2 separate regions of the Homo sapiens genome follow, and region 2 is linked to region 1. A link is an interaction called in ENCODE POLR2A ChIA-PET data of the cell type or tissue named here. Cell type or tissue: OCI-LY7. All regions are shown on one strand. Each heading gives the region's core, and the rest is flanking DNA. Links, peaks and the distances in the headings are about the cores only.

The links. Peaks named below come from ENCODE experiments on the same cell type or tissue, not always from the same donor. Only the 100,000 strongest peaks of a DNase experiment are listed, where the experiment ranks them.
Region 2: POLR2A ChIA-PET joins it to region 1 with 5 read pairs; 4 of 35 experiments call an interaction of 5 or more read pairs at or near these places.

Annotation. Positions count from the first base shown.
Region 1 is chr1:23,922,746-23,938,142 of GRCh38, forward strand. It overlaps MIR378F (microRNA 378f), which reads left to right and starts at 6,325; the gene lies at 6,325-6,402. In OCI-LY7, for the core only: no CTCF peak of the experiment used is centred there; DNase peaks (open chromatin) are centred at 7,736, 8,596 and 8,906; H3K4me3 peaks cover 1,620 bases; H3K27ac peaks cover 3,066 bases.
Region 2 is chr1:23,706,009-23,721,405 of GRCh38, forward strand. No RefSeq gene overlaps it. Among named protein-coding and RNA genes, the nearest start is that of RPL11, 22 kb to the left of the region's middle. In OCI-LY7, for the core only: a CTCF peak has its summit at 10,535; no DNase peak of the experiment used is centred there.

The sequences.
Region 1 (15,397 bases), core at 4,458-12,457:
AACCCATGATTGGACAAATACTCAGAGAGTATTTGTTGAATGAATAATTGCTGAGTGTCCCTGGCATGGCAAAAATAATGGAAGCCATAGAGTCTGGGAGGTGGGTCTGATCTGTTCCTTTACCTCTGGAAGGTGGGATGGTGTGGGGAGACAGGACACTGGGAGTCAGAAACCCCAGTGTCCAATCCCAGCCCCATTCTAACTCTCTATAAGCCTCAGCCCCGTCATCTGTGAAATGAACAGGCTGGGTTTGGTAAGAAGTTAAAACTTTTTTTTTTCTTACTGCAATCCATGAAAGATTCATTTTATATCATGACTCAATACACATATAAGGCCGGGAGCAGTGGCTCACACCTGTAATCCCAGCACTTGGGGAGGCCGAGGTGGGAGGATCACCAGAAGTCAGGATTTCAAGACCAGCCTAGCCAACATGGAGAAACCCTGTCTCTACTAAAAATACAAAAATTAGCCGGGTGTGGTGGTGCATGCCTGTAGTGCCAGCTACTCGGAAGGCTGAGGCAGGAGAATTGCTTGAAACTGGGAGGTGGAGGTTGCTATGAGCTGAGATCACACCACTGCACTCCAGCCTGGATGACAGAGCAAGACTCCATCTCAAAAACAAACAAACAAACAACAACATAAAAACAAAAAACAAAAACAGAAACACATATAATACATACTATATGTAAAATTGCAACTTCAGTTTCGTGAAACCAATAATTCTTACTATACGGGATACACTCTGATATTTTCCTTTTTATTTTATTCAGTTCTAATTAATTTTATTTTATTTAACTATGCCATTTGTAGCCAAAGAAATAATTTTTATTACTCACCAATGGATCACAAGCTGAAAATACTTATTAGAGAGCCTCTTCTCTAGGTCTGGAATTCTAATCTGCCCACATATTTTCACCTCTACACCTTTGATTCTCTTAGCCTGCAATGCCCTCTGACTCTTGCTTATCAATTTGGTCTTGACTCCTTCTTCCAGGCCCAACATAAGTCCTTCTTCCTCCAGGAAGTCTTCCCAGCTTGTCACAAGTCCCATTTCTCGTTCAGTTTTTGTTTTGTTTCCTTAAATTGCTGTACCTGTCAATTAGCCAGCAAGTATTTATTTGTCTGTTTATGTGTCTAGAACTGTGCTTGGAGAATGAGTCAAAAAGACATAAGATGCATTCTGGGGCCCAGGTGCTGAGTTGGAGTGATCAGCAGGACACAAAGGACAGGGGACATGAGAAGGTAGCCCATTAGGGGGTGCAACCTCTTGGAGGAAGAGGGACAGGGAAAAACCTGTCTTCCACTTCCCACTCCCATCCTTGCAAGGGTTCAGAGACGTGGAGGGAGGGCAAAGAGAGTTAGGGCTAAGGACAAAACAGAGCCCAAAGGGGCCAGGGGTGGCAGGAAGAGCTGTTTTCTGTACAAAGAGAAGTTAGAGTCCAGGGCCCCAACACAGGGGTTAAAACAAATGGGTCAGAAGGAGGCGTTTCATGCCGCTGGACTGGCTGGGTCACTGGCGACTGAACAACCGCAGCAAAGTCTGCAGCTGCAGTTTCCACTCTGAGCAGATGCCAAAGCATCCAACTGGCTGGGCACTCCCGACTCCAGTTGGCTGGAGAAGCTGTGGATAGGTTTGAACTTCCAGGAAAAGTTGACTGAACGACTTCATGGTTTTATATCACAGGCTGAATAGTGACAAAGATTCCTTGACCAAACTCTACTCAGGCCTTGAACTTTTCTTTTTTCTTTTTCTTTTCTTTCTTCTTTCTTTCTTTTTTTTTGGTGGAGTTTCGATCTTGTTGCCCAGGCTGGAGTGCAATGGCGCACAATCTTAGCTCATCACAACCTCCACCTCCCGGGTTCAAGCGATTCCCCTGCCTCAGCCTCCTGAGTAGCTGGGATTACAGGTATGTGCCACCACACCCGACTAATTTTGTATTTTTCATAGAGAGGGGGTTTCTCCATGTTGCTCAGGCTGGTCTCGAACTCCTGACCTTGGAAGATCCTCCCGCTTCGGCCTCCCAAAGTGCTGGGATCACAGGCGAGAGCCGCCGTGCCCGGCCTAGCCTTGAACTTTTCAACGAGACCTTGACTTCTGTGTTCATCTCTGCATTGGTCAATGTCAGCAAGAATCCTGTGAAGTTGATTTAGCTAGAATCTCCTGTCCTCCATGTCTGATCACCCTCAATATCTGATAGGGTCCTTCATCCTCCACCACCTCCCAGGTGACATCTGATGATCCTGGCTTGCCTTCAGCCAGGATGTTAGGTTGGCTTAGCCAGAAGCCCCCCTCCCCTTACTTCTGATGTATTCTCTTAGTAATTTTTCATCCGGTGATCCCCACCCTGCTCCTTGGCTATAAATTTCCACTTGCTGATTCTGTATGTGGACTTGAGTCCCCCCAACTGCAAAACCCCATTGAAGTGGTCTTTATACCTGTCATGATGCGCCCCCCCCCCTTGAATAAACGCTTCCTTACCATCTTGAATGAGTGTCACTAATAATTTTGTCTTTAACAACAGCTTGCAGGACCCATAAAAGGGTATAGCCAAGAGTTAATAACCGGGGATTCGGGAGATCCTTGGATGGATGAGGAAGCAACAGGGGAGGAAAGACCAGATCAGAGACCAAGTTCTAGTTCTGGCACTGCCTCATCCTGCCATGTGGCCTTGAACAAGTGTGAGCCTCAGATTCTTCTCCTACAAAAGCAGAAGATGGGAGAGACCATCCTGCTCTGACTTTCCATGTGGGACTGAATTAGACATAACTCCTGCCCTCAACGTGTTTACAGTCCAGTTGGGAAGGTGAAGCATTGGCTGAACTGAGTCATAACACTTAGCCCCAGGTGGCTGGTTCTGGTGTATAGTCAATAGTTAGTAAATGTCTACTGAATAAATGAAAGGAAAACACTAATAAACCTCCTCACTGAACCCTCACTGTATACCAGACACAGAGTTAAACTTTTCACAAATATTTTCTTATTTAACCCTCACAACACTTACCAGTAAGGATTATATATCTATATTGTGTTACATATTCAAATATAACATAATATTCCCCAGGAAGTAGGTAAGAGGAGCTCTAGGTGTTTTGGGTAAGACCAAGTTCACCATCTTTTGTACTCCGGAGTGTAATCTTCACATGGTCCTATAGGCCAGGAGGCAAATCTTCTCCCACCTCACTCCAGAATTCCTGTTCTGTGACTCATTTTATTTTTAAAAATTTTATTTATTTATTTATTTATTTATTTGAGATGGAGTCTCGCTCTGTCACCCGGGCTGGAGTGCAGTGGCACTATCTTGGCTTACTGCAGCCTCCGTCTCCTGGGTTCAAACGATTTTCCTGCCTCAGCCTCCCGAGTAGCTGGGATTATAGGCTGGGATTACACCAAACCCAACTAATTTTTGTATTTTTAGTAGAGATGGGGTTTTGCCATGTTGGCCAGGCTGGTCTCGAACTCCTGACCTCAGGTGATCCACCGGTCTTGGCCTCCCAAAGTGCTGGGATTACAGTGCTGGGATTACAGCGTGAGCCACCGCGCCTGGCCCCCTGACTCATTTAGTATTTCTCCAAAGCATTTATCATCACATGACACCTACTGTATATTTCTTTTCTTTTCTTTTTTTTTTTTTTTTGAGACAGTCTCGCTCTGTCCCCCAGGCTGGAGTGCAGTGGCGCAATCTCGGCTCACTGCAAGCTCCGCCTCCCGGGTTCACACTATTCTCCTGCCTCAGCCTCTGGAGTAACTGGGACTACAGGTGCATGCCATCACGCCCGGCTAACTTTTTGTATTTTTAATAGAGACAGGGTTTCACAGTGTTAGCCAGGATGGTCTCGATCTCCTGACCTTGTGATCCGCTGGCCTTGGCCTCCCAAAGTGCTGGGATTATAGGCATGAGTCACCGTGCCCAGCCAACACCTGTTGTATATTTCATTTGTTCATTTTTCTGTTCCTCCTTCCTAAAATATAAACTTCATAACAGCAGGGATCTATATCTATTTTGGTCACTTCTACGTCCCCTGTGTCTAGAACAGTGTTTGGTACATCCCCAAAATTAGGTGTTCAACATCCATTAGGTGCTCAACTAATATTTGTTGAATGAATAAATGAATAGACGAATGAAGTAGGTGAGTCTCAGAAAAGTTAAACAAAGCAACTTATCCAATATTATCCAGCCATCAAGTGGCACAGATGGAATTCAAACCTAGAATTGGGACAGGCTTGGAGTCAATCCATTTAACCACTAAACCATAATTGTCTCATTCATGCAACAAATATTCACTGAGATCCTAATCCCTGAAGGACACTGTTCTAGGCACTGGGGATATAGCGGGGATGAAAACAGACAAAATCCTTGCCCTTGTGGTGCTTGCTTCTTAGTATTGTCCCATATGAAAAGAGATGTAGTTTTGTAAGATTGGGATGCAAGGCCCATGTGCCAACATACCTGGTTATGTATCAGTGGCAGACATAACTAATGGATCAAGACCCTTAATCCTGCCCAGCCCAGATTCTGCTCATGATCTTTCTCAACTCAGCACTCCATGCTGACACTCAGCTGACTGGAGTTGGCACCAAAATAACCCCTGTTGGTCATGTGTGAATAGGTGTTGTCTCCTCAATAAGGGCATGAATCCCAACCCTGCACTGTGTGGCCAGAACCCCTGGGACCACAAGTGGAAGTTCCATAGCTGGCACAGGACTTGGGGTTCCTTCCCACTGGCCCCAGACAGTGTTTCCCTCGTTCCTTTCCCCAGCCCCTCTGACCAGTCCTGGGGGCATGAAGAGCACAGAGCTTAGCCAAGGTACAAACTCAAAAGCCTTGAAGGCAGCCAGGTTATGCTGATCCTGGGAGGGCAGGCTGGTTAAGGAACGGGCATAGGCTCTGGAATGGATAGTTATGGGTTCAAATCATGGGTTCTCGACTCATTCACATGACTTTGGGCAAGTCACTGCACCATTCTGAACCTTAGCTTCCTCATGTGTTAAATACGGGGATTATGCATTTACTTCAAAGGGTTGACCTGAATATTAGATGAAATAATCTATATAAGGGGCCTGCCTTAGTGTTTGGAGAGCAACAGGTACTCAACAAATGTTGGATGAGGGAACAAATGAGTACCTGAGTGACTGCATGAATGAGTGTTCTGGCAGGAAAGGTAGACACAAAAGCATACCTGGTGGGTTGTATTTTCCAAAGATAACCTGAGAAGACGTTTGAGACCATTTCAACCAGTAGAGTATGTCAGAGTGATAATTTTTTTTTTTTTTTTTTGAGAAGGAGTCTCACTCTGTTGCCCAGGCTGGAGCGCAGTGGCGTGATCTGGGCTCACTGCAAGCTCCGCCTCCCGGGTTCACGCCATTCTCCTGCCTCAGCCTCCCGAGTAGCTGGGACTACAGACGCGCGCCACCCACGCCCGGCTAAGTTTTTTGTATTTTCAGTAGAGACGGGGTTTCACCGTGTTAGCCAGGATGGTCTTGATCTCCTGACCTCGTGATCTGCCCGCCTCGGCCTCCCAGAGTGCTGGGATTACAGGCGTGAGCCACTGCGCCTGGCCCGCTCTGAGAGTAAATGAAGGCAGAGCTATGCCCATCCAGCTCCGTTCACCATTCACCACCAGCAACCACATGAGAGACCCCAAGTCAGACCACACAGGCAATCCCTTTCTGAATTCCTGACCCTCTGAAACCTTGAAAGATGATGAAATGATTCTTGTTGCTTTAAGCCACTAAATTTTGGGGCAATTACTCTTCAATAGCAGAATTTGTACAGTGTGTTTGGGAACACAGAAGAGGGATCAATCAAAAGAAATTGAACATTCAGCTGGGCACAGTGGCTCACACCTGTAATCCCAACAGGGAGGCCAGGCAGGTGGATCACGTGAGGTCAGGAGATTGAGACCAGCCTGGCCAACATGGCGAAACCATGTCTCTACTAAAAATACAAAAATTAGCTGGGCGTGGGGTGGCGTGCACCTGTAATCCCAGCTACTCAGGAAGCTGAGGCTGGAGAATCGCTTGAACTCGAAAGACAGAGGTTGCAGTGAGCCGAGATCACGCCACTGCACACCAACCTAGGTGACACAGTGAGACTCCATCTCAAAAAAAAAAAAAAAAAGGTGTTGAACATTCAATGTAAAGAAAGAAATTACACTAATACATTGAGTAGGATACCCAATAAATTGAGTTGCTGTTGAAAATAATCCTTAGACGAAGGCTTTCACATATAGCAGCTCAAAGAAAGTCTCCATTCCATGTTATCTTAGGAAACCTCTCTGGAGCTCCACTCCTCCCACTTCCTGCTCTTCCTCCCCAGCCCCTGGGTCAGGTCCTGGACTCCCATAGTTTTCAGGCTGCTAAACAACAGAACGAGCACTGGACTTGGAGCCAGAAGTCTTGGGCTCAAGCCCTGCCCTTACTGCTTACTAGCTGAATAATTCTGGGCAAATCAGTTGGACCAGTTACACCTCAGCCTTCTCATTTAGGAAATGGAGATGTCACAACTGCTAATTCATTGAATGCTCTGTATGAACTGACCACTAAACCCTTTAAATTGACCACTTCACTTAATCTGCATAACCACCCAACAAGATAAGGAATATTATTACTATTATTATTATTATTATTATTATTATTTGAGACAGGGTCTTGCTTTGTCACCCAGCCTGGAGTACAGTGGCACGATCACTGCTCACTGCAGCCTAGACCTCCTGGGCTCAAGTGATCCTCCCACCTCAGCCTCCAAGTAGCTGGGACTACAGACGTGTGCCACCACACCCAGCTAATTTTTGTATTTTTTGTAGAGATGAGGTTTTGCCATGTTGCCCAGGCTGGTCTTGAACTCCTGGGCTCAAGTGATCCTCCCGACTTGGCCTCCCAAAGTGCTGGGATTACAGGCATGAGCCACTTGTGCTGGGCCAACAGGAAATATTATCTTCATTTTCCCAATGGGGAAACTGTCCCAGAGATGTTAAGTAACTTGCCCAGAGTTATGCATCGTCTGCACGGCAGAGCTGGGATTCAACACTAGGCTGCCTTGCTCCAGAGCTTGTGCTCTTAACACTGTGCTGTCCCCGCGGGGGTGGGTGAAACTCTCAGGACAGCTTGTGAGAGTGTAGAAAAGGGCTTCTGTAAATGAAAGGAGTGCATGTGCAGAGGGGAGGAAACTTTATTTATTTATTTGAGATAGAGTCTCACTCTGTCACCCAGGCTGGAGTGCAATGGCACGATCTCGGCTCACCGCAACCTCCACCTCCCGGGTTCAAGCGATTCTCCTGCCTCAGGCTCCTGAATAGCTGGGGTTACAGGCGTGCGCCACCACACCTGGCTAATTTTGTATTTTTAGTAGAGATGGGGTTTCTCCATGTTGGTCAAGCTGGTTCCGAACTCCCGACCTCAGGTGATCCACCTGCCTCAGCCTCCCAGAGTGCTGGGATTATAGGTGTGAGCCACTGCACCCGGCCGAAAACTTTTTCTTTTTTTTGAGATATGTTCTCACTCTGGTTGTTGCCCAGGCTGGAGTGCAGTGGCGCAACCACAGCTCACTGCAGCCTCGACCTCCCGGGCTCAAGTGATCCTCCCACCTCCCACCTCAGCCTCCCAAGTAGCTGGGACTACAGGCTTGAGCCACCATACCCTGCTTTTTTTTTTTTTTTTTTTTTTTTTTTTGTAGAGACTGTGTTTGGCACATGTTTATGGTTACTTGCAACTCCCTGATAGCATCTGGCCTGTTCTGCCTTATAGCAGACATAGTTGCTCCTATTTCTGGGTCTTCCTGTTAAAGCTCCTTAAGGGCAAGCCCCACGTCTTATTCCTCTCTGCACCCTCACAGCATCCCATCCAGTGCCAAGGACTGAGTTGGGATTCAGAAAAAAAAAATATTTGAATGGAGTGGATTCCTCTATTAAGCCGAAACACTAAGACAATTATACCTGCTCATAAAAACATAATGAGAACAAGAACCTTTAAGAACACATTCTAGGCCAGGCGCAGTGGCTCATACCCGTAATCCCAGCACTTTGGGAGGCTGAGGCAGGTGGATCACCTGAGGTCAGGAGTTCGAGACCAGCCTGGCCAACATGGTGAAACCCCATCTCTACTAAAAATACAAAATATTAGCTGGGGCTGGTGGCGGATGCCTGTAATCCCAGCTACTCAGGAGGCTGAGGCTGGGGAATCACTTGAACCTGGAAGGCGGAGGTTGCAGTGAGCTGAGGTTGCGCCACTGCACTCCAGCCTACGCAACAAGAGCGAAACTCTGTCTCAAAAAATAAAAAAAAGAACACCTCTAAAAATTCTCAGCATTCCTGAAACGTTTCTAATGCCAGCTTTCTATTCTGGGTTTTAAACCCAAACCAACATGTTCTTTCTTCAGAGTTTGCAGATGTGGTCACAAAAGAAGGGGGAAAAGAGGAGAAGAGAATCTTTATAACTCATTCAGACACTCCCTGACACGTTCCTCAGGGTAAGAAGGAGGTTGTCTCTTCACCAGTGTTAGAATCTGGCTGGGGAGGAGGTGCAGATGGAGTTATTTGAAAGCAGAACTTTCTTAGGAGAAGAGGCTCTGTGGAAACTTGTTTTCACCGAGTTCTCTCATGTGTGACGTGAATCAGAAGCTCTAGGAGATGTCTGAGAGAGATTTTTACGTTATGAGGCAGCTGCTTATGAAATTAGGTCCAGAAGCTTCCTTCGAGCCAAGCTTCTTCTTATAGAAGCTGGAGAACATAAATAGTTTCCATTGCAGCAAGAAGAAAAATTCTTCAGTATGTTTATGGGTTTGTCCTTTCTTTTCCACAGTGGGTAGCAAACTTCTATAACAAGTTGGCATTGAACTAAAATAGGATTTCTCAAATTCATTTGACTAATACTAAATTCAGCTGAGAGCGCTTATTCTTCTACTCATGAGCAGTCATCTGAGACTTTTGCAAATCATCAAGCTAAGCTCTAAATGATAACCAGCAACATTTCCCATTCATCTGAGACATGGAAGTAATTATGTGTGCATAGGCAGTGTAAGGGTTAAAAGCACAGCTTTGGAGTTGGACAGACTGGGTTTGAATCCCAGCTGGAGGGCCATGGGTAAATTGTTTAATCTCTTTAAACCTCAATTTCCTCTGTTACAAATCAGGCATAGTAATATTTCTGATTCCCAGGGCTGTTGTGAAGATTATACGAGTATATACACATATGACTTACTATATTAAGTACTCAGTAAATGTTAGCTATTGTAGCCTGGGCGCGGTGGCTCACGCCTGTAATCCCAGCACTTTGGGAGGCCAAGGTGGGCAGATCACCAGGTCAGGAGATTGAGACCATCCTGGCTAACATGGTGAAACCCCGTCTCTACTAAAAACACACACACACACACACACACACACACACACACAAATTAGCTGGGCGTGGTGGCGGGCGCCTGTAATCCCAGCTACTCAGGAGGCTGAGGCAGGAGAATGGTGTGAACCTGGGAGGCGGAGCTTGCAGTGAGCCGAGATTGCGCCACTGCACTCCATGCTGGGTGACAGAGTGAGACTCTATCTCAAAAAAAAAAAAAAAAGTTAGCTATTGTAGTAGGCAGCCCCTAAAATATCTTGCAGTAATTTCTGCCTCCCTGTATTCAAATCCTTTGGGTAATCTCCCCTCCTTGAGTGTGGGGATTAGTGATTAGCGTCTAACAAATAGCATATAGCAAAAGTGATGGCATATTAGGGACCTCGAAAAGCCAAAACAATTGAAAAAGACCAAAGTTGGAAGTCTCACACTTCCTGCTTTCAAAACTTACTACAAACTGCAGTATCAAAAACAGCGGGAACTAGCATAAAGACAGACATACAGATCAATGGAACAGAGCTGCCAAGACCATTGAATGGAAAAGGATGATAACTTTTCAACAAATGGGGCTGGGAAAACTGCATGTTCACGTGCCAAAGAACGAAGTGAGGCCCTCACCTACATCATATACAAAGATTAACTTAAAAATGGGATCCCTTGAGCCCAGGAGTTCGAGGTTACAGTGAGCTATGATTGTATCGCTGCACTCCAACCTAGGCGGCAGAGTGAGACTCTGTCTCTAAAAAAATAAAAATAAAAAATTAACTCTTAAAACTGATCAAATATCTAAATGTAAGTGATAAAACCATAACGTGCAAGAAAGTATAGGACAAATGCTTCATGACAGTGGATTTGACAATCATTTCTTGGCTATGACAACCAAAAACACAGGCAACAAAAGAACAAAACAGACAAGACTTCATCAAATTTAAAAACTTTTCTAAATCAAAGGATAGTATCAACAGTTTCTCAAAAGGCAACCTAGGGAATGGGAGGACATAGTTGCAAATCATATAACTGATGAAAGATTGTCTAGGGAGAAACTCTCCTAACACTGGGTTTTTCCTCTACTCTCACACCACAATGATCAACTACACAGAAGAAAACTTCTGTGACTAAGGGAGGAGACCACCCCTCATCTTGTCTTATGCCCAATTTCTGCCTCCAATGAAAGAAGAAGTACAAACTCAAAGGCAGAAATGAAATCCACAGGCAGACAGCCCGGCGCCGAGCCCTGGGCCTGGTTAAAGATGGACCCCTGACCTAAACCAGTTATGTTATCTATAGATTACAGACATTGTATGGAAAAGCACTGTGAAAATCCCTGTCCTGCTCTGTTCCGTTCTGATTACTGGTGCATGCAGCCCCCAGTCATGTACCCCCTGCTTGCTCAATCCATCATGACCCTCTCATGCGGACCCCCTTAGAGTTGTAAGCCCTTAAGAGGGACAGGAATTGCTTACTTGGGGAGCTTGGTTGTTGGAGACGTGAGTCTGGCCGAAGCTCCCGGCCGAATAAAGCCCTTCCTTCTTTAACTCAGTGTCTGAGGGGTTTTGTCTGCGGCTTGTCCTGCTACATAACCAAACGTGTGTGCATCTCTCCCTACCACCAACCAGCAGACACCAGCCAGGTGGCCTCCAATTCAGGTCTGACACTATCTACCCAGAGACAGTGCCAGATCCCACAGGTTGAGGGTTCAGTCCCCAAGACTGCTCCCTCCTTCTCCACTCTCCCAGTCACAAGTCTGGGCCTCCAGAACTTCTGACCGACTGGCTTCAAGCTGGGGTTCCCCCAGCCTCCTCTTTGGATTCGATTAATTTGCTAGAGTGGCTCACAGAACTCAGAGAAACACTTACATTTACTGGTTTACTAAGAAAGCTATGTTAAAGGAAACAGATAACCAGCCAGATGAGGGGATACATAGGGTGAGGTCTGGAAGGGGCCCAAGCGCAGGAGCTTCTGGCCCTGTGGAGTTGGGGTGCGCCACCCTCCCAGCACCTGGACCAGTTTTTCTTCCCCTTCCTGCTGGCTTCCACGTGTTCAGCTATCTGGAAGCTCTCTTGACCTAGTCAATCTTGGGTTTTTATGGAAGCTTCATGATATTAGCATTCTTTCCCACAGGGTATAGAGTGGGACCCTCTCATCGGAGAGTCTTAAGACTCCAAGTCCTGCCTTGGGGCAGATGAAAGGAGGCAGCGGAAGGTCAGAGACCTGCCCCTGAGGCCTAATGCATCCAACATTATAACAAAAGACTCTAGCCTTCATAAACAATTGTTGGTGTTCGCAATGGGAAAGATATAATGGGAATGGACAAGGGAGCTTTTTAAAATACATTTATTTATTTATTTTTTGAGATGGAGTCTTGCTCTGTCACCCAGGCTGGAGTGCATTGGTGCAATCTCGGCTCACTGCAACCTCTGCCTCCTGGGTTCAAGTGATTCTCCTGCCTCAGTCTCCCGAGGACCTGGGATTACCGGCACCCATCACTGCACCCAGGTAATTTTTGTATTTTTAATAGAGACAGAGTTTTGCTATGTTGGCCAGGCTGGTCTCGAACTGCTGACCTCAGGTGATCCGCCTACTTTGGCCTCCCAAAGTGCTGGGATTACAGGCATGAGCCACTGCACCTGACCTGTTCTATCAGTCTTAAGATCTGTTTTAATGTTAATGCTGGTCAGCTGTGTCTGAATTCCAAAAGGGAGGAGGGAATAACGAGGCATGTCCAACTCCCCCTTCCCATCATGGCCTGAACTAATTTTTCAGGTTAACTTTGGAATGCTCTTGGTTGAGAGGAGGATCCATTCAGATGGTTGGGGGACTTACAATTTTATTTTTCATTTGCAAAATATACCAATTTTCATAATCCCATTGAAACTACCTTTGCCCTCTCCCTCTCCCTCCCCCTCCCCCTCCCCCTCCCCACAGTCTCCCTCTCCCTCTCTTTCCAAGGTCTCCCTCTGATGCCGAGCTGAAGCTGGACTGTACTGCTGCCATCTCGGCTCACTGCAACCTCCCTGCCTGATTCTCCTGCCTCAGCCTGCCTAGTGCCTAGTCACGCGCCGCCACGCCTGACTGGTTTTCGTATTTTTTTGGTGGAGACGAGTTTCCCTGTGTTGGCCGTGCCAGTCTCCAGCTCCTAACCACGAGTGATCCGCCAGCCTCGGCCTACGGAGGTGCTGGGATTGCAGACGGAGCCTCGTTCACTCAGTGCTCAATGGTGCCCAGGCTGGAGTGCAGTGGCGTGATCTCGGCTCGCTACAACATCCACCTCCCAGCCGCCTGCCTTGGCCTCCCAAAGTGCCGAGATTGCAGCCTCTGCCCGCCCGCCACCCGGTCTGGGAAGTGAGGAGCGTCTCTGCCTGGCCGCCCATCGTCTGGGATGTGAGGAGCCCATCTGCCTGGCTGCCCAGTCTGGAAAGTGAGGAGCGTCTCTGCCCGGCCGCCATCCCATCTAGGAAGTGAGGAGCGCCTCTTCCCGGCCGCCATCACATCTAGGAAGTGAGGAGCGTCTCTGCCCGGCCGCCCATCGTCTGAGATGTGGGGAGCGCCTCTGCCCCACCGCCCCGTCTGGGATGTGAGGAGCGCCTCTGCCCGGCCGCCCCGTCTGAGAAGTGAGGAGACCCTCTGCCTGGCAACCGCCCCGTCTGAGAAGTGAGGAGCCTCTCCGCCCGGCAGCCACCCGGTCTGGGAAGTGAGGAGCGTCTCCGCCCGGCAGCCACCCCGTCCGGGAGGGAGGTGGGGGGGTCAGCCCCCCGCCCGGCCAGCCACCCCGTCCGGGAGGGAGGTGGGGGGTCAGCCCCCGCCCGGCCAGCCGCCCCGTCCGAGAGGGAGGTGGGGGGCGCCTCTGCCCGGCCGCCCCTTCTGGGAAGTGAGGAGCCCCTCTGCCAGGCCACCACCCTGTCTGGGAGGTGTACCCAGCAGCTCATTGAGAACGGGCCATGATGACAATGGCGGTTTTGTGGAATGGAAAGGGGGGAAAGGTGGGGAAAAGATTGAGAAATCGGATGGTTGCCGTGTCTGTGTAGAAGGAAGTAGACATGGGAGACTTTTCATTTTGTTCTGTACTAAGAGAAATTCTTCTGCCTTGGGATCCTGTTGATCTGTGACCTTACCCCCAACCCTGTGCTCTCTGAAACATGTGCTGTGTCCACTCAGGGTTAAATGGATTAAGGGCGGTGCAAGATGTGCTTTGTTAAACAGATGCTTGAAGGCAGCATGCTCTTTAAGAGTCATCACCACTCCCTAATCTCAAGTACCCAGGGACACAAACACTGCGGAAGGCCGCAGGGTCCTCTGCCTAGGAAAACCAGAGACCTTTGTTCACTTGTTTATCTGCTGACCTTCCCTCCACTATTGTCCTATGACCCTGCCAAATCCCCCTCTGGGAGAAACACCCAAGAATGATCAATAAAAAAATAAATAAATAAATAAAATAAAATAAAATAAAAAGAGAAACTACCTTTGCAAAAATTATAACAGTAAGAAAATCATGGCAGTAAAAGAGATCTGATCTAATCCACACCCATCTTGCCTTTCCCTTAATTATTCCTGGGCTTTGGGGCTGAGCTAACTTTGAGAGACATTTAGTTTATACTTTAAATGATAATAGGCCTTCCCCAAAACTCAACTGTCTTTGTTAAGCCAATGAAAGGTCATCAGGCTGTGGGAGGAGAGGAATCTGAATTCTGCTAAGGTGAAGAAATTGTTTAATTGCCAGCCACTCCTGCAGGTAACACCACTATTGTAGATTGGCCTTTTGAGTATCTTTTCAGTTTTTGGAAGTCTGAAACCAATGGCTCCACCCGTACCTGGCTCTGCCTCTACCCACCGACATTGCTCCTGTGGTCCCACTCAGAAGTAGTTCAGCACTCAGGACAGCTTCCACCCCCTATGATTTCATCTCTGTCCCAACCAATCAGCAGCAAGCCTAGCCACCGCAGCCCTTCCTCGAAAGTGCCTTTGGAAAACTCCTAAACTACCAGCTTTGGATGAGATTTATTTGAGTCCTAATTCTGTCTGTCACATTGTGTGACCGGCCTCATGTCTATTGTACTCTTTCGTTACTGCAATGCTGTGGTCTTTGTTTATGCAGCAGGCAGGAAGAATCCATTGGGTGGTTACATCATTAACCCTTACATTTTTATGTTCTAGTTTCAGAAAATTCTCTTCTCTACCCCCGGACCATATTGGGGGAACCCACCCTCAATATTTCAACATAGGTTCTTTCTATTTTCCATAAGTGTAGGCCGGCTGAGAAATAAAGAGAGACAGTACAAAGAGAGGAATTTTACAGCTAGGCTGCTGGAGGTGACATCACATATCAGTAGGACCGTGATGCCTGCCTAAGTCTCAGACCAGCAAGTTTTTATTAAGGGTTTCAAAAGGGGAGGGGGTGTAAGAACAGGGAGTAGGTACAAAGATCACATGCTTCAAAGGGCAAAAAGCAGAACCACTAATAAGGGTCTAACAAAGATCACGTGCTTCTGAGGGAACAGCTAGAATTACCATATGATCCAGAAATTTCACTTCTGGGCGTACACCCCAAAGAATTGACAGCAGGGACTAGAACAGCCTGTGAATACCTATGTTCGTAGCAGCCTTATTCACAATAGCCAAAAAGGGGAAACAACTCAAATGTCTGTTGACAGATCAATGGATAAACAAAATGGGAATATACATACAATGGAATATTATTCTGCCTGAAAAAGGAAGACAATTCTTTTTTTTTCTTTTTTTTCTTTTTTTTTTTTTTTGAGATGGAGTCTTGCTCAGTTGCCCAGGCTGGAGTGCAGTGGCGCAATCTCGGCTCACTGCAAGCTCCACCTCCCAGGTTCACGCCATTCTCCTGCTTCAGCCTCCCGAGTAGCTGGGACTACAGGCGCCCGCCACCATGTCCGGCTAATTTTTTTTTGTATTTTTAATAGAGATGGGGTTTCACCGTGTTAGCCAGGATGGTCTTGATCTCCTGACCTCGTGATCCGCCCGCCGCAGCCTCCCAAAGTGCTGGGATTACAGGCGTGAGCCACTGTGCCTGGCCAAAAGGAAGACAATTCTAACATATGCTACAAC
Region 2 (15,397 bases), core at 2,674-10,673, 220 kb before region 1:
AGATTCCATTTCAAACAAACAAAAATTAAAAATAGGCCGGGCGTGGTGGCTCACGCCTGTAATCCCAGCACTTTGGGAGGCCGAGGCAGGCAGATCACAAGGTCAAGAGATCAAGACCAACCTGGCGAACATGGTGAAACCCCATCTCTACTAAAAATACAAAAAAATTAGCTAGGCGTGGTGGGCGCCTGTAGTCCCAGCTACTCAGGAGGCTGGGGCAGGAGAATAACTTGAACCCGGGAGGCAGAGGTTGCAGTGAGCCAAGATTGCGCCACTGCACTCCAGCCTGGGTGACAGAGTGAGACTCTGTCTCAAAAAATTAAAAATAAAAATAAAAATTAGCCAGGTGTAGTGGTGCATGTCTTTGGTCCCAGCTACTTGGGAGGCTGAGGCAGGAGGATTGCTTGATCTCAGGAGTTGAAGGCTGCAGTGAGCTGTGATCACACCACTGCACTTCATCCTGGGTAAGAGTGGGACACCTGTGTCTTAAAAAAAATAAAATAAAAAGGCCAGGCACGGTGGCTCACGCCTGTAATCCCAGCACTTTGGGAGGCTGAGGCAGGTGGACTGCTTGAGCTCAGGAGACCAGCTTGGGCAACATCAGTGAAACCCTGTTTCTACCACAAAAATTAGCCAGGCAGAGGCCGGGCATGGTGGCTCATGCCTGTAATCTCAGCACTTTGGGAGGCCGAGACGGGAGGATCATCTGAGGTCGGGAGTTCGAGACCAGCCTGACCAACATGGAGAAACTCCATCTCTACTAAAAAAAAATACAAAATTAGCCGAGCGTGGTGGCACATGCCTGTAATCCCAGCTACTAGGGAGGCTGAGGCAGGAGAATCGCTTGAACCCGGGAGGCGGAGGTTGCGGTGAGCTGAGATTGCGCCATTGCACTCCAGCCTGGGCAACAAGAGCGAAAACTCCATCTCAAAAAAAAAAAAAATTAGCCAGGCATGGTGGCGGGTACCTATAGTCCCAACTACTGCAGGAGAATTGCTTGAACCTGGGAGGCAGAGGTTGCAGTGAGCCAAGATCACACCACTGCACTCCAGCCTGGGAGACAGAGCAAGCAAGCCTTTGTCTCAAAAAAAAAAGAGAAAAAACAAAAAGAAAAATTTTTTAAAAGTGTGTCCACGGCCGGGCGCGCTGGCTCATGCCTGTAATCCCAGCACTTTGGGAGGCCGAGGCGGGCAGATCACCAGATCAGGAGATCGAGACCACCCTGGCTAACACGGTGAAACCCCGTCTGTACTAAAAATACAAAAAAAAATTAGCCGGGCGTGGCGGCGGGCGCCTGTAGTCCCAGCTACTCGGGAGGCTGAGGCAGGAGAATGGTGTGAACCTGGGAGGCGGAGCTTGCAGTGAGCCGAGATCGCACCACTGCACTCCAGCCTGGGTGACAGCGCGAGACTCCATCTCAAAAACAAAACAAAAGTGTGTCCACTAAAGTCACTTATCCAGTAACTTTTTTTTGAGCGTCTACCATGTGCTGGGCACTGTTTAAGGGGCATAGGATACATCAGTGAACAAAGACAAAGATCCCTGCCTTGGAGCTTACATTCTAATGGAGGGAGACAGACAATAAGCAATCCACGAGTAAATTACAGAGAATGTTATAGGATGGTATGTGTGTTGGGAAAAGAAAAAGTAGAGTGGGGTGAGGGGGTGAGGAAAGGCTGGTCAGAGGAGGCCTCACTGAGAAGATGAGATTTGAAGTGGGTAAGGGTTGGGCACTTGGATCTGTGAGGAGGAGCTTTTGGAGAGATGGAAGACTAGAGCAAAGGCCTTCAGGCAGAGGTGCGTTATAGCACTGAGCCCACTACAGCCAGGCAGTGTGAGAGGGCAAGAGGAGGAGGGGGTCAGAGATGATGGGCAGCCGCTGTGCAGGCTGTGTAGGGTGTTAGAAAGACTATGGCCTTTACTGGGAGCGAAATGAATCACTCCTTGCTAGGTTGGCAGAGGCATCACATGATCTGACTTCCATTTTAAAACTGTAACTGCATATTAAAAACAGAATATGGGGGGTAAGGGTGGAAGCAGGAAGACTTATCAGAAAGTATTGTCAGCTCAGTGCTCTTGTGCAACTGTAGTCCTATCTGCTTGGGAGGCTGAGGCAGGAAGATGGCTTGAGCCCGGGAGGTTGAGGCCAGGCATTCATGCTGGTCCAGACGTCGTGGCAGCATTGGAGGTGGTGAGACATGGGCAGATGATAGATACATCTTGAAGGTAAACCAGCAAGATTTCCATGGACAACTGGATGAAAGATAAGAGAGAAAGTGAAGTTGAGAATGACTCAAGTTTCTGGCCCCTAGCAAAAGAAGTATGGAGTTGCTGTTAATTTCGATGGAGAAGGTAGCATGGAACAGATTTGACAGTTAGGAATTCCATTTTGAACATGCGTAACTTAAAATCTATCATCTAAAGGAAGATGTTGAGTAGGCATTCTGGAGGCTGGTCTGCAGATATCTGTTTGGAGGTCTTCAGCATAGGGAGGTCCGTATTTACAGTCTTGAGACTGGATGAAGTCATAGGGGAGTGAGTATGACAGAAAGGGAAAAGGACCCAGGACTGAACCTTAGGGTACTTAAGCATTAAGAGGCCTGAGAGGCGGCCGGGCACAGTGTCTCACACCTGTAATCCCAGCACTTTGGGAGGCCAAAGTGCGAGGATTGCTTGAGGCCAGGCATTCGAGACCAGCCTGGGCAACATAGCAAAGCCTCATAGTGAGTCTCTATTAAAATTGTTTTAAAAAAACTAGCCAGGCATGGTGGTGCATACCTGTAGTCCTAGCCACTTGGGAGGCCAAGACAGGAGGATTGCTTGAGTCCAGCAGTACAACACTGCACTGAGCTGAAATCACACCACTGGACTCCAGCCTCAGCAAAAGAACAAGACCCTGTCTTGGCCGGGCGCAGTGGCTCACGCCTGTAATCCCAGCACTTTGGGAGGCTGAGGCGGGCAGATCACAAGGTCAGGAGATCAAGACCATCCTGGCTAACACGGTGAAACCCTGTCTCTACTAAAAATACAAAAAATTAGCCGGGCGTGGTAGCGGGCATCTGTAGTCCCAGCTACTCGGGAGGCTGACGCAGGAGAATGGCGTGAACCCGGGAGGCAGAGCTTGCAGTGAGCCGAGATCGCACCACTGCACTCCAGCCTGGGCGACAGAGCGAGACTCCGTCTCAAAAAAAAAAAAAGAAAAAAAAGAACAAGACCCTGTCTCAACTCAAAAAATAAGAATAATAATAGTAATAAAAAGAGTTGTGAGGAAACAAGAGGAATTGGCAAAGGAGAAAGAGGGACCGGTAAAGTAGGAGATAAACCAAGTGCCTGGTAACCTGGAAGTAAAGTCAGGGTGTGTGAAGGAGGAGGGATGATGAACTGAGGTGAGTGCTCCCAAAGAGTCCGGTAAAACGAGGACTTTGAATTAGGCATTGGACTTCACAGCATGAAGGCCTCTCGTGGCCTCTCTGGAGCAGTGCTGCCAGGGTGATGGGCCAGAAAGCCTGAGTATAGTGGGCTTCAGAGAGAAGGTGAGGAGAGTGACTGGGGACAACTGGTAGACAATGCTTCCAAGGAGTTCTGCTGTCAAGGGGAACAAAAGTGGGAAAAAAACTTTCTATGACTGAGAAAATCCAGTAGAGAGAAAAATTGATGTGGGAGAAGGGAGACCTGCAGTAGCAATATCCTTGAGTGGGTGAGAAGGGTTGGCTTGTAGCACACAGAGGGGGTTTAGACTTGGATAGAAGCGTGGCTGGGGTGTTGGTGATAAGTTGGGAGCCTGCCTGTGTGAGTGCACATGTTGGCTGGTGGTAGATACGGGATGGAGTTCTGTGGATGTGCCCGGCCGCCTCTCAGGCCTCTTAATGCTGAAGTACCCTAAGATTCAGTCCTGGGTTCAGTTCTCTTCAGTTCTCTTCGCATTGCTTTCATTTTCTCAGTGAAGTAGAAATAAAGGTAGGGATGAGTCACTGGGAGAGTCCTGCGCCATGTGTGGGGAACTCTACCTGAGGGCAGGACCCTCAATGCAGCCTCTATGGGTAAAGAAATAGGTTTGAGAGGTAAAGAGCCATGCGCAGGATCACACAGCTGGTTAGTAGCAGAGCCAAGCCTAACCCAGATGGCCTGGTTTCCTGCCTAGCATCTGACAGATCCATAAGAGACAAATCATTTCACCATCTTGACAAGGTTGAACTCTCATGGCTCTTCCTAGTAGTGTCTCAATCTGCAGGTCTGTTCTGATACAGAGATGTCCTGCAAGCAGCTCTTTCCTCTCTGTCTGTGCTTTCTGGGTTCTGCCTTGCCTGCCTTCCAGCTGCTCTGCATCTTTGTCCTACAAGATCAGTGATGCTCAAATTTGAGAGTACATTAGAATCTCCTGTACGGCTTGTAAAAGCTGGATTGTTGGGCCCCCACCCTCAGAATCTCTGATTCAGTAAATCTGGGGTGTCTGAGAATCTGCATTTCTAGCAAGTTCCCAGGTGATGCTGAGGCTGATCCCGGAACCAAGCTTTGAGAACCACTGTGTTAGACTATAAATATCCCTCTTGGATTCAGGTTCATGAAGGAACTGTGTTAGATTATATACATCCCTCTTGGATTCAGGCTCATGAAGGAACTGTGTTAGACTATATACCTCTCTCTTGGATTCAGGTTCATAAAGGAACTGTGTTAGACTATATACATCCCTCTTGGATTCAGGTTCATCCCTCTTGGATTCAGGTTCGTGAAGGAACTGTGTTAGATTATATACATCCCTCTTGGATTCAGGTTCGTGAAGGAACTGTGTTAGAGTATATACATCTCTCTTGGATTCAGGTTCGTGAAGGAACTGTGTTAGACTATATACATCTCTCTTGGATTCAGGTTCGTGAAGGAACTGTGTTAGACTATATACATCCCTCCTGGATTCAGGTTCGTGAAGGAACTGTGTTAGACTATATACATCCCTCCTGGATTCAGGTTCGTGAAGGAACTGTGTTAGACTGTATACATCTCTCTTGGATTCAGGTTCGTGAAGGAACTGTGTTAGACTGTATACATCCCTCTTGGATTCAGGTTCGTGAAGGAACTGTGTTAGACTGTATACATCCCTCTTGGATTCAGGTTCGTGAAGGAACTGTGTTAGACTGTATACATCCCTCTTGGATTCAGGTTCGTGAAGGAACTGTGTTAGACTATATACATCCTCTTGGATTCAGGTTCGTGAAGGAACTGTGTTAGATTATATACATCCCTCTTGGATTCAGGTTCGTGAAGGAACTGTGTTAGACTATAAACATCTCTCTTGGATTCAGGTTCATGAACTCGGAAGGCATCTATCTGTCCTCTGTCAAGCCTTAGGAGTGCCTCCCATTGATTCTGTTCTAAGAATGTTTGCTGAACTCATTCATTTGGCAAATTTTTATTGTGTGCCTGGCTGTGTGTTGGGATCTGGGGGATACAGCACAGAGAACCCATTCAGCTGTTAAGTGGTATAGCAGAGATTGAACCCAGGCAGTCTGGCTCCAGAGGCCATGCTGTTAATCACCACCTTAATACACCAGCACCATACTGACCCTTCCTCATTGTCGTCAGAGAGATTGAAAGAGAACTGGAAAGAGAATGACTTTCTCACTTTGTGATTCATTGTTAATTAATATGGTATCCATGTGCCATCTAAAATCATTTGGGCTGCCAGTAGTGCCACCCCACACTGTAGGATACAGCAGGTTAGAACACAGGGTGACATATGGTGTGGCAGGAGTTTGCTTAGGTAGTTCTGTGAGCACTGTGTGAAGGAGTGGTGGGGCGGGAGGTGGTGGGGGGAGCGGATTACAAAAAACCCGTTTGATTTAAATCTATTATCATGACAAACCAGGCAAAGAAAAGAGTTTGGAGAAAAGTCATCTCAGGCAAGGCAATAGGGATCACCAAGTTATGGAAGCAAGAAGGATATTAGGTATTTGGTATGCCTGGAGTTGAGAGAGTGTTGGGGGCCTGACAGGAAATGGGACTGAATTGACTAGATTTTTGAAGGGCCTTGAACATCAACCTAAAGAGCCTGAGCCTGATCTTGAAATCCAGTCAGCTGCATTGGGAAGGGCATGGGCTCTGGAGCCATCGAGATCTGGGATGGAATCCTAGTTCTGGCTCTTAATAACCTTGTGATCTTCATGACTTTCTTAATTTATCTGAATTCAGTTTCTTTGGTAAATAGAAATAAATAGTCCTATCTGACTTGGTTATGAGGAGCAAAAATAATGTAAATACCTGGCATATAACTATGACACAAATGGTCATAACTATTATCAGTTACCTTCATGTTTAGAAAGCTCATCCTAGGCCAGGCGCGATGGCTCATGTCTGTAATCCCAGCACTTTGGGAGGCCGAGGCAGGCGGATCATGAGGTCAGGAGATCAAGACCATCCTGGCTAACACGGTGAAACCCCATCTCTACTAAAAATACAAAAAATTAGCCGGGTGTGGTGGCGGGCTCCTGTAGTCCCAGCTACTCGGGAGGCTGATGCAGGAGAAAGGCGTGAACCCGGGAGGCGGAGCTTGCAGTGAGCCGAGACCGCGCCACTGCACTCCAGCCGGGGCGAGAGAGTGACTCCATCTCAAAAAAAAAAAAAAAAAAAAAAAAGAAAGCTCATCCTAGCAACAGTGTACAGGGAACAAGGGCAGTGTACAGGGCAAAGGCAGAAGCAGCAGGAACATTTTGCCATATTCCTGATGAGAGATGATTTGGCCTAATTGAGGCAGTTGGAGAGGGGGTGGCAAGTAAAGCTAGTCAAGTGACATCTGGTGTTAATTACTGCTGTTTACGTGCAACCCTGAAAGTCCATAGCAAATTTTAATTTATAATTTTGCTGAGATACCGTAACCGACATCTATATGAAAGTCACCTGCTAGTGAAGGTGATGGAAGACGAGAGAAAATGAGGCAATCTAAAGAAAACGGTTTCTGAGATGGAAATCAGCTGGAGATAGAGGTCAGCTTCATCAGAGACTTGGATCCATGATGGGAGGCAGCCTCTGTATAGACAGTACTGTTCATTCTGCAGCAGAGGAAAAGCCATTTGTTCTCATCATTTACATCCAGTATAAAAATTACTGGGCGGGCACGGTGGCTCATGCCTGTAATCCCAGCACTTTGGGAGGCTGAGGTGGGCAGATCACAAAGTCAAGAGATCGAGACCATCTTGCCTAACATGGTGAAACCCCGCCTCTACTAAAAATACAAAAAATTAGCTGAGCGTGGTGGCGGGCGCCTGTGGTCCCAGCTACGCAGGAGGCTGAGGCAGGAGAATGGTGTGAACCCGGGAGGCAGAGCTTGCAGTGAGCCAAGATTGCGCCACTGCACTCCAGCCTGGGTGACAGAGCGAGACTCCCTCTCACAAAAAAAAAAAAAAAAAAAATTATCAAAGAAGAAAAAGGTCAGGCAAAAGTTGGAAAGATAATTTAACTAACTCTATAAAGCACTGTAGTCCTGGATTTATATGATCAGTGGGTATCCGAGAGTCTTTTTCTAGTTATATTTTATTTCATATTCTAGAGACAGTTATATGGAGGCATATACTTGGGAATTCTCAAAAGTCTTTTATCCTCTAGAATATCAGATGTTTTCAGTAGAATTGACAAGCGTTGGTCTATAATTTTCAAGTCAATACTTTTCTTATGTTTTTGAAGATGGTAACAACAAATTTGAAGTTATCTAATGTAGGTTCTATAAAGCAATTACAGAATAAAGAGCTTGGCTTGAGATAGTTAATCTAGTATCCTGGTCCAGTCTTTCAAAGTACCTGCCACTGATCAGAGCATATCTGGAAGACTATGGTCAGTTTGGAGGTTTATATTTTAAGAGGGAAGTTGACATATTAAAGCAAGGTCCAGGCCGGGTGCAGTGGCTCACACTTGTAATCTCAGCACTTTGGGAGGCCGAGGTGGGTGGATCACTTGAGGCCAGGAGTTTGAAACCAACCTGGCCAACATGGTGAAACCCCGTCTCTACCCAAAATACAAAAATTAGCTGGGTGTGGTGGCAGGCATCTCTAGTCCCCCCAGCTACTCGGGAGTCTGAGGCAGGAGAATCGCTTGAACCCGGGAAGCAGACCTTGCAGTGAGCCGAGATTGCACTACTGCACTCCAGCCTGGGCGACAGAGTGAGACTCCATCTCAAAAAAAAAAGAACATAGACTCCTGGGCCCCCTAGGGATTCCGATTCAGTAGATCTTAAATGGGGATGAAAATTTGCATTTCTAGGCCTGGCGTGGTGGCTCACACCTGTAATCCCAGCACTTTGGGAGGCCAAGGCAGGTGGATCACCTGAGGTCAGGAGTTCGAGACCAGCCTGACCAACATGGTGAAACCCTGTCTCTACTAAAAATACAAAATAAGCTGGGTGTGGTGGTGCATGTCTGTAATCCCAGCTACTTGGGAGGCTGAGGCAGGAGAATTGCTTGAACCCGGGAGGAGGAGGTTGCAGTGAGCCGAGATTGCGCCATTGCACTCCAGCCTGGGCAACAAGAGCAAAACTCTGTCTCAAAAAAAAAAAGAATTTGCATTTCTAACAAGTTCCCAGGTGATGCTGATGCCACTGGTCTTCTAAGCATTATTTATTTGGTTGTTTGTTTGTTTATGAAGTGAGATCAGGAGCTGTTAGAGAGTTTTCAGCTGTGGAGGGCATATGGCTGCATTTTCTTTTATTTAAGTTTTAAATATGGGATCTTGCTATATTGCTTAGCCTGGTTTTGAACCCCTGACCTCAAGCGATCCTCCTGCCTGGGCCTCTCCAGTGGCTGGGACTACAGGCATGGACCACGGTGCCCAGCCCTCATTTTCAATTTTGAAAAGGTGACTGTAGTGGCAGTGTGGAGAATGAATTGCAGGGGTGGGTATGGCAGAAGCAGAGAAACCAGGTGGAAGCTTTGGTCATAGTTGCATCAAGATGCTAAGGCTTAGGCTTGCTTGGGCTTATGCGGTGAGCACCAAGTCTCCTGTAGGGATCAACCCTTGTGTGGTTACTATGACGTTGGCTTACTTTTAAAGGTCTCTAGGTGCTGTTCTGCCTGGTGTCCTGCTCTTTTCCATAGAGGGCTCAGTCCCATAAGACTGCCCCCACTTCAAATGCCAGTCACAACTTGGTTATCACTTATACTTCTGACCAACAGACTATAAATCACGGTTCCACTACCCCTCCTTGAGTTCAATTAATTTGCCTAGAATGGCTCACAGAACACAGGGAGACACTTAAATTTGTGAACAGCCGGATGAAGAGATGCAAAGGCAAGGTATGGGGGAGAGGACACAGATTCCATGCCCTCCCTCGACACACCACCCTCCCAGCACCTCTCCCCAAGCATCCTTTGGGTGGAACTTGATGCTCGCCTTTCCCCCTCTGCATTCAGTTTGTCCTTTCTCTCTCTCAAAGAAGGTACAGTATCATACTGTAGAGGACAAGTGTCTAAAAATCATATGCCTCAAGTAATTATCTTTTTTTAAACAGATAATCAGAGTCTCATTTACTTTATATCGCTTTAAGTCACAGAATGAGGGAATGACAGAGTCAGAATTTGAACCCAAATCTCCTGAATGCTTTGCATTATACCCTACTGCCTTATGCAGGCCGTGTAACCTTAGGTAAATCTTTATGCTTTCCATCTGTTTCCTGCCCGGTTCAAGAGAGATCATGTATGTGACAGTGCCAGGCAAACCCCACCACAGTGTAGACCTGTGAGTTGCTGCCATCATCCATGTGGTCATGTGGTCAGTGTTTGTCAATGTGTCTAACATTTCTTATCTGGGAATTGTAAAGAATTTCTCAGTTTTTTTTTTTTTTTATTATTTTGTTTTTAAGACAGAGTCTTGCTCTGTTGCCCAGGCTGAAGTGCAATGGCACGATCTTGGCTCACTGCAACCTCCACCTCCCAGGTTCAAGTGATTCTCCTGCCTCAGCCTCCCGAGTAGCTGGGACTACAGGCACCCACTACTGCGCCCAGCTAATTTTTGTAGTTTTAGTAGAAATGGGGTTTTGCCATGTTGGCCAGGCTGGTCTCGAACTCCTGACCCCAGGTGATCTGCCCACCTCGGCCTCCCAAAGTGCTAGGATTACAGGCGCGAGCCACTGCGCCGGGCCAGAATCTCTCAGCTTTAATTGTGGACTGAACCTCTATGGAGAGAATGTGTGTATAATGAATTCCTCTGTGCTCCAGGATATATTCCTTTGGTCCTTGTTTTATAAATTTCCCTCATGCTGATGTAAAAAAAAAGATATTATCATGTCTATCAGCTGAGCACACACAGGGGGATTGAGAGGAATGGAGAAAGACAGGAGGAGGAGGAGATAAGGGAGAACTAACATGGCCAGTATGTATCTCCTTTGTTCTAGGTGTTTGACATATTTGAGATCATCTTTACAGTTGTCCTATGAATTATATATAACATTCCTATTTTACAAGGAAAAGAGGGCCTCAGAGTCACCACCAGGAAGTGGTGGAACTTGAATGCTAACCCTGATCCTTCTGATTCACAGTGACCCCTCACACTGTGCTCTGTTGCCCCAAGAGGAGATACGAAGCATAGATCCGTGGGCTCAATTTTGTTTGGTTTGGTTTTTGAGACGGGGTCTTGCTATATTGCCCAGGCTGTTCTCACACTCCTGGGCTCAAGCAATCCTCCCACTCATTCTCCCAAGTAGCTGGGATTGCAGGCATGTGCCACAGTGCCTGGCTCAGTTTTATATGATTCTACCAAATAGCTTCAGATAAGAACATAGGGAGTATGAAACCCCATGTAAAGGCATGAATGTCAGAAAACTTAAGGAAACAAAAACATGGCTTGCATCTGTAGTCTCAGCTACGTGGGAGGCTGAGCCCATGAGTTGAAGACCATAGCATGCTGTGATTGAACCTGTGAATAGCCACTGCGTTCCAGCCAGGCAGCATGGCGAGAGCTCATCTCTGGGCACGGTGGCTCGCGCCTGTAATACCAGCACTTTGGGAGGCCGAGGCAGGCAGATCACGAGGGAGTTCGAGACCAGCCTGACCAACATGGTGAAACCTTATCTCTACTGAAAATACAAAAATTAGCCGGGTATGGTGGTGTGCACCTGTAATCCCAGCTACTCAGTCAGGAGGCTGAGGCAGGTGAATCTCTTGAATCCGGGAGGCAGAGGTTGCAGTGAGCCGAGATCACGCCATGGCACTCCAGCCTGGGCGACAGAGTGAGACTCCATCTCGGAAAAAAAAAAAAAAAAGAAAGAAAGAAAAAGAAAGGGAGAAAACCAGGCAGATCTATGGCCAGTCATAGAAAGAAAAAGAAAGGGAGAAAACCAGGCAGATCTATGGCCAGTCAGTCTCTTTGGGACCTCTGGGAGTGAAAATCCCCGTCAGGAATTGTTGTCACTTTTCTTCTGTGACATCTGCTTCAGGCTTCCAGCCTTCACCCAAGTCAGCTAAATTGCCATTGTTTCATTAATTTAACAAATGTTGATTGAAGGGCCAAGCCCATGCTGGACCCATCGATGTATCGCCTTTATTTTAGGCGCTTTGCTCTAGTTCACTTACTTATGGGTTCACCAACTATTTAGTGCCCCCACCAGGGATATAGAGATGGTTTAGTCACAATCTGTGCCTGCAGGGAGCTCACAGTCTAGTGAGGGTACCACACAATGAAACACAGAGGAAGACAGACGTGGCTTCTACCCTCATGGTGCTAGACTACAGTGGAGGAAGTGGGGAGGGAGCATAAACCAATAAAAAGTGGACAAAAAGTAATACATATTAAGTATAGAGTTACCATTTGATCCAGCAATTCCACTTCTGGGCATATTCCCAAAAGAATGGAAAGCCCAGGAACCAATATGTGTACACTGATGTTCATAGCACCCCTATTCGTAATAGCCAAAAGTGGAAACAACCCAAATATCCATCAGCAAATGAATAGATGAACAAAACGTGGTCTGTCCATACAATGAAATATTACTCAGCCTTAAAAAAAAAGGAATGAAATCCTGATACGTGCTACCATTTGGGTGAACCTCGAAAACACTATACTAAGTGAAATAGGCCAATCAGAACAGGACAAATATTCTATGATTCCACTTGTGTGAGGTACCTAGAGTAGTCACAGTCACAGAGATAAAAATAGAACTATGGTTGCCAGGGGCTGGGGGAGGGAAAAATAGGGAGTTATTGTTTATTGGGTGCATAGTTTGAGCATGGGATGGAAAAAGTCCTGGAGATGGATAAGATGGATACTGGTGATGGTTGCAGTGTGGATCTACAGAATGCCACTGACTGAATGGCATAGCTAAATGTTAGATATATGTATTTATTTTACCACAACACAAAAATAATACATTTGAGACTTTGTCTTGAAGAACATGAAATTTAAAATTATGAAAATAAATTCATTTTATATTTAACCAACAAAAGGTAATACAAATAGTAGTCATATAATAGCCATCATGGTCAGTGCTACAGAGAGTCCTATCTGGTGTTGGGAGAGAAGATGGCAGGTAAACCTGCTCAGGTTAGTGGGGTTCTGAAACCGAGAAGGGCTTCACCAGGAGAATGGCATTTCAACTAAGCCCTGAAAGAGAAAGCTTGGTGAGAAGGGGTGGGTGTTTGTGGAAGACAAGACATTCCAGGCAGCAGGAACAGCAAGGCGAAGGCCAGAAGCAGGAGCGCCCCTTTGGTGGAGTTGAGGAATTACAAGGTTTGTATGTGGAACACAGAGTGGGGTGGAGGTTGGGCTTGCAAAGGATTTTAGGCCCCTCCTAGGAGCAGATGGAATCCATCAAAGAGTTTGGGCAAGGGATTTTTATTTTTAATTGGTAAGCCCCTTGATTTGGTTAAGTAGAAAGGAATGGAAAATAAAGTTTATTGAGGGGTTTCTATGTGTCAGCTGCTTTACCTACCATTCCCTTCTTGGGTAGAAGCCCTGTGAGGTCAGAATTACTAGGAGATGAGTTCCTTGAGGACAAGGATGAGGCATTCTCAAATCTCTGATACTAAGTAGGACACTTGGCTCAGATGATGTGCTCAATAATGATCCACATGGTTGATTTTACAGATGAGGCTCAGGGAGGTGAAGCCATTTACCCCAAGTGAGCAGGTGAGGAGGCCGTGCAGCCTAGGAGCTGTGCCAACCCTAAGCCCATACCCCTTTCTAGACCATGCTACACATGTCACAACCCCAGATTTCCCTGCTGTTTTCCAGAGCCTCTTCCCTGGGTCCCTCCTCCCCAGAACACTGGTGTGTGTACCCCTAGGCCCAAGGGGTGGCCAAGGGGCATCTGTCTGTGAGTGTGACTTTGCACTTAGGAGCTGGTGTGACCCCTGGGCTGAACGTGAGGCCCTGTGGTGCAGGACAGAGACTAAGGCAGTGTATTCATTTCCTATTTCTGCTGTAAAAAAATTACCGCAAACTTACTATCTGACATTTATGGAGGCCAGAGGTCCAAAATGGGTCTCACTGGGCTATAATCAAGGTATAGCCATGGCTGTGTCCTTCCTGAGGCTCCAGGGAGAATCTGTTTGCTTGCCTTTTCCAGCTTCTAGAGGCCACCTGTGTTCCTTGGCTGGTGGCCACCTTCAAAGCCAGCAATCCCATCACTCCAGCCTTTGCCTCTGTCATCACATCTTCTCTGACTCTGACTCATGCTTCTCGCTTTCACTTAGAAGCACCCTTGTGATTATTTTGGGCTACCTCAATAATCCAGGATAATCTCCCTATCTTGAGGTCAGCTGATTAGCAATTTTTATTGTATTAAAATAAATAAATTTGTAATATAAATTGAAATGAGGTCTTGCAATGTTGCCCAGGCTGGTCTCAAACCTCTGAGTTCAAGTGATCCTCCTGCCTCGGCCTCCCAAAGTGCTGGGATTACAGGTGTGAGCCACCATGCTTGGCCTGATTAGCAATTTTAATTCCCCCTTGCCATGTAAGATAACATATTCACAGGTTCCTGGGATCAGGGTGTGGACACCTGGGGTGGGGAGGGGACATTATTCTGCCTAATGCAGGTGGGAAGAACAGCATGTAGGTTAGGGGCTAGTTCTCCTTGTGCCACCACATCCCCAAGAACTCTTAGGAATCTGAGAATGTTAAATTTAAACCTAGCCCCAGGTCATTATGAAGGTATATTCATCGAAGTAAGAGAACAGAATAGGATAGGATAGAGTAAAAACTGTATTTAATGGTTTGTTAGTTTTTAACTTTTAAATATTTAGATAAATGGTATGTGGGCCTCTGTATACACTTTTGCCATCAGCCATGCAAATATTAGAGGTCCGTCTAACCCAAAGTCACATAGCCGGTGAGGAGTCAAATTAGAACACAGATGTGTTACTTTCACCACACAAGGCCCCTCTTCAAGGAGAAGTAAGGCACTGTCTTTCTCAGCTTCGAGGCTCTGTATCTCTGCCTGTTTCCTGGTGGTTACAGGCTATGTGCTCTGGAAACTCCTGCTGAGAACCTGGCCTCCTAGCCCTTCTGAAGCTGCAGTTCTTCTCTCACACCGTGTATTGCCCTATGCGGATACCTCTCATACAGACCCTCCACTGGGCCGTTCAAGTCCACGTACTTATGGGTTCACCAGCTAGTTAGTGCCCCCAGCAGGGATACAGAGATGGTTTAGTCACAGTCCCTGCTTGCAAGGAGCTCACAGTCTAGTGAGGACATCACACAAAGAAATGGACAGTGACGACCACACGAGAGACTCCTCCAGTGATGGGTGCACGATAATCTGGGGCAGATCTGGGGTGGGGTTAGGTACAGGCTGCTCAGAGGAAGTGATTCTCAAACTGAGTCTTAATGAGGCCAGGAGGCTGAGGGCTGGAATTTTGGGTTGGCATATTTATAGACCCTGAGGCTGCAATGGGGCAAGTTTGGGAAATCCCAACTCTGTCATGATGACTAGAACAAAGAGTAAGAGGTGAGAGGGGCCAGAAGTAAGGCTTAAAACACTAAGAGCCACAAAAAAAAAAAAAAAAAAAAAAAAAAAGCAAACAAACAAAAAAAACACTAAGAGCCTCAGCCCAGGAATGGTGGCTCATGCCTGTAATCCCAGCACTTTGGGAGGCCAAGGCAGGTGGATCACCTGAGGTCAGGAGTTCGAGACCAGCCTGGCCAACATGGTGAAACCCCATCTCTCCTAAAAATAGAAAAAAAATTAGCCAGGCATGGTGGCACACATCTGTAATTCCAGCTACTCGGGAGGCTGAGACAGGAGAATCGCTTGAACCTGGGAGGTGGAAGTTGCAGTGAGCCGAGATTGTGCCACTGCACTCCAGCCTGGGCAAGAGACTCTATCTCAAAAAAAAAAAAAAAAAAAAAAAAACCCAAAAAACACTAAGAGCCTCATTGACCCTAACAGGCTGTAGGCTTTATGAGGGGCCTAAATGTTACTGTT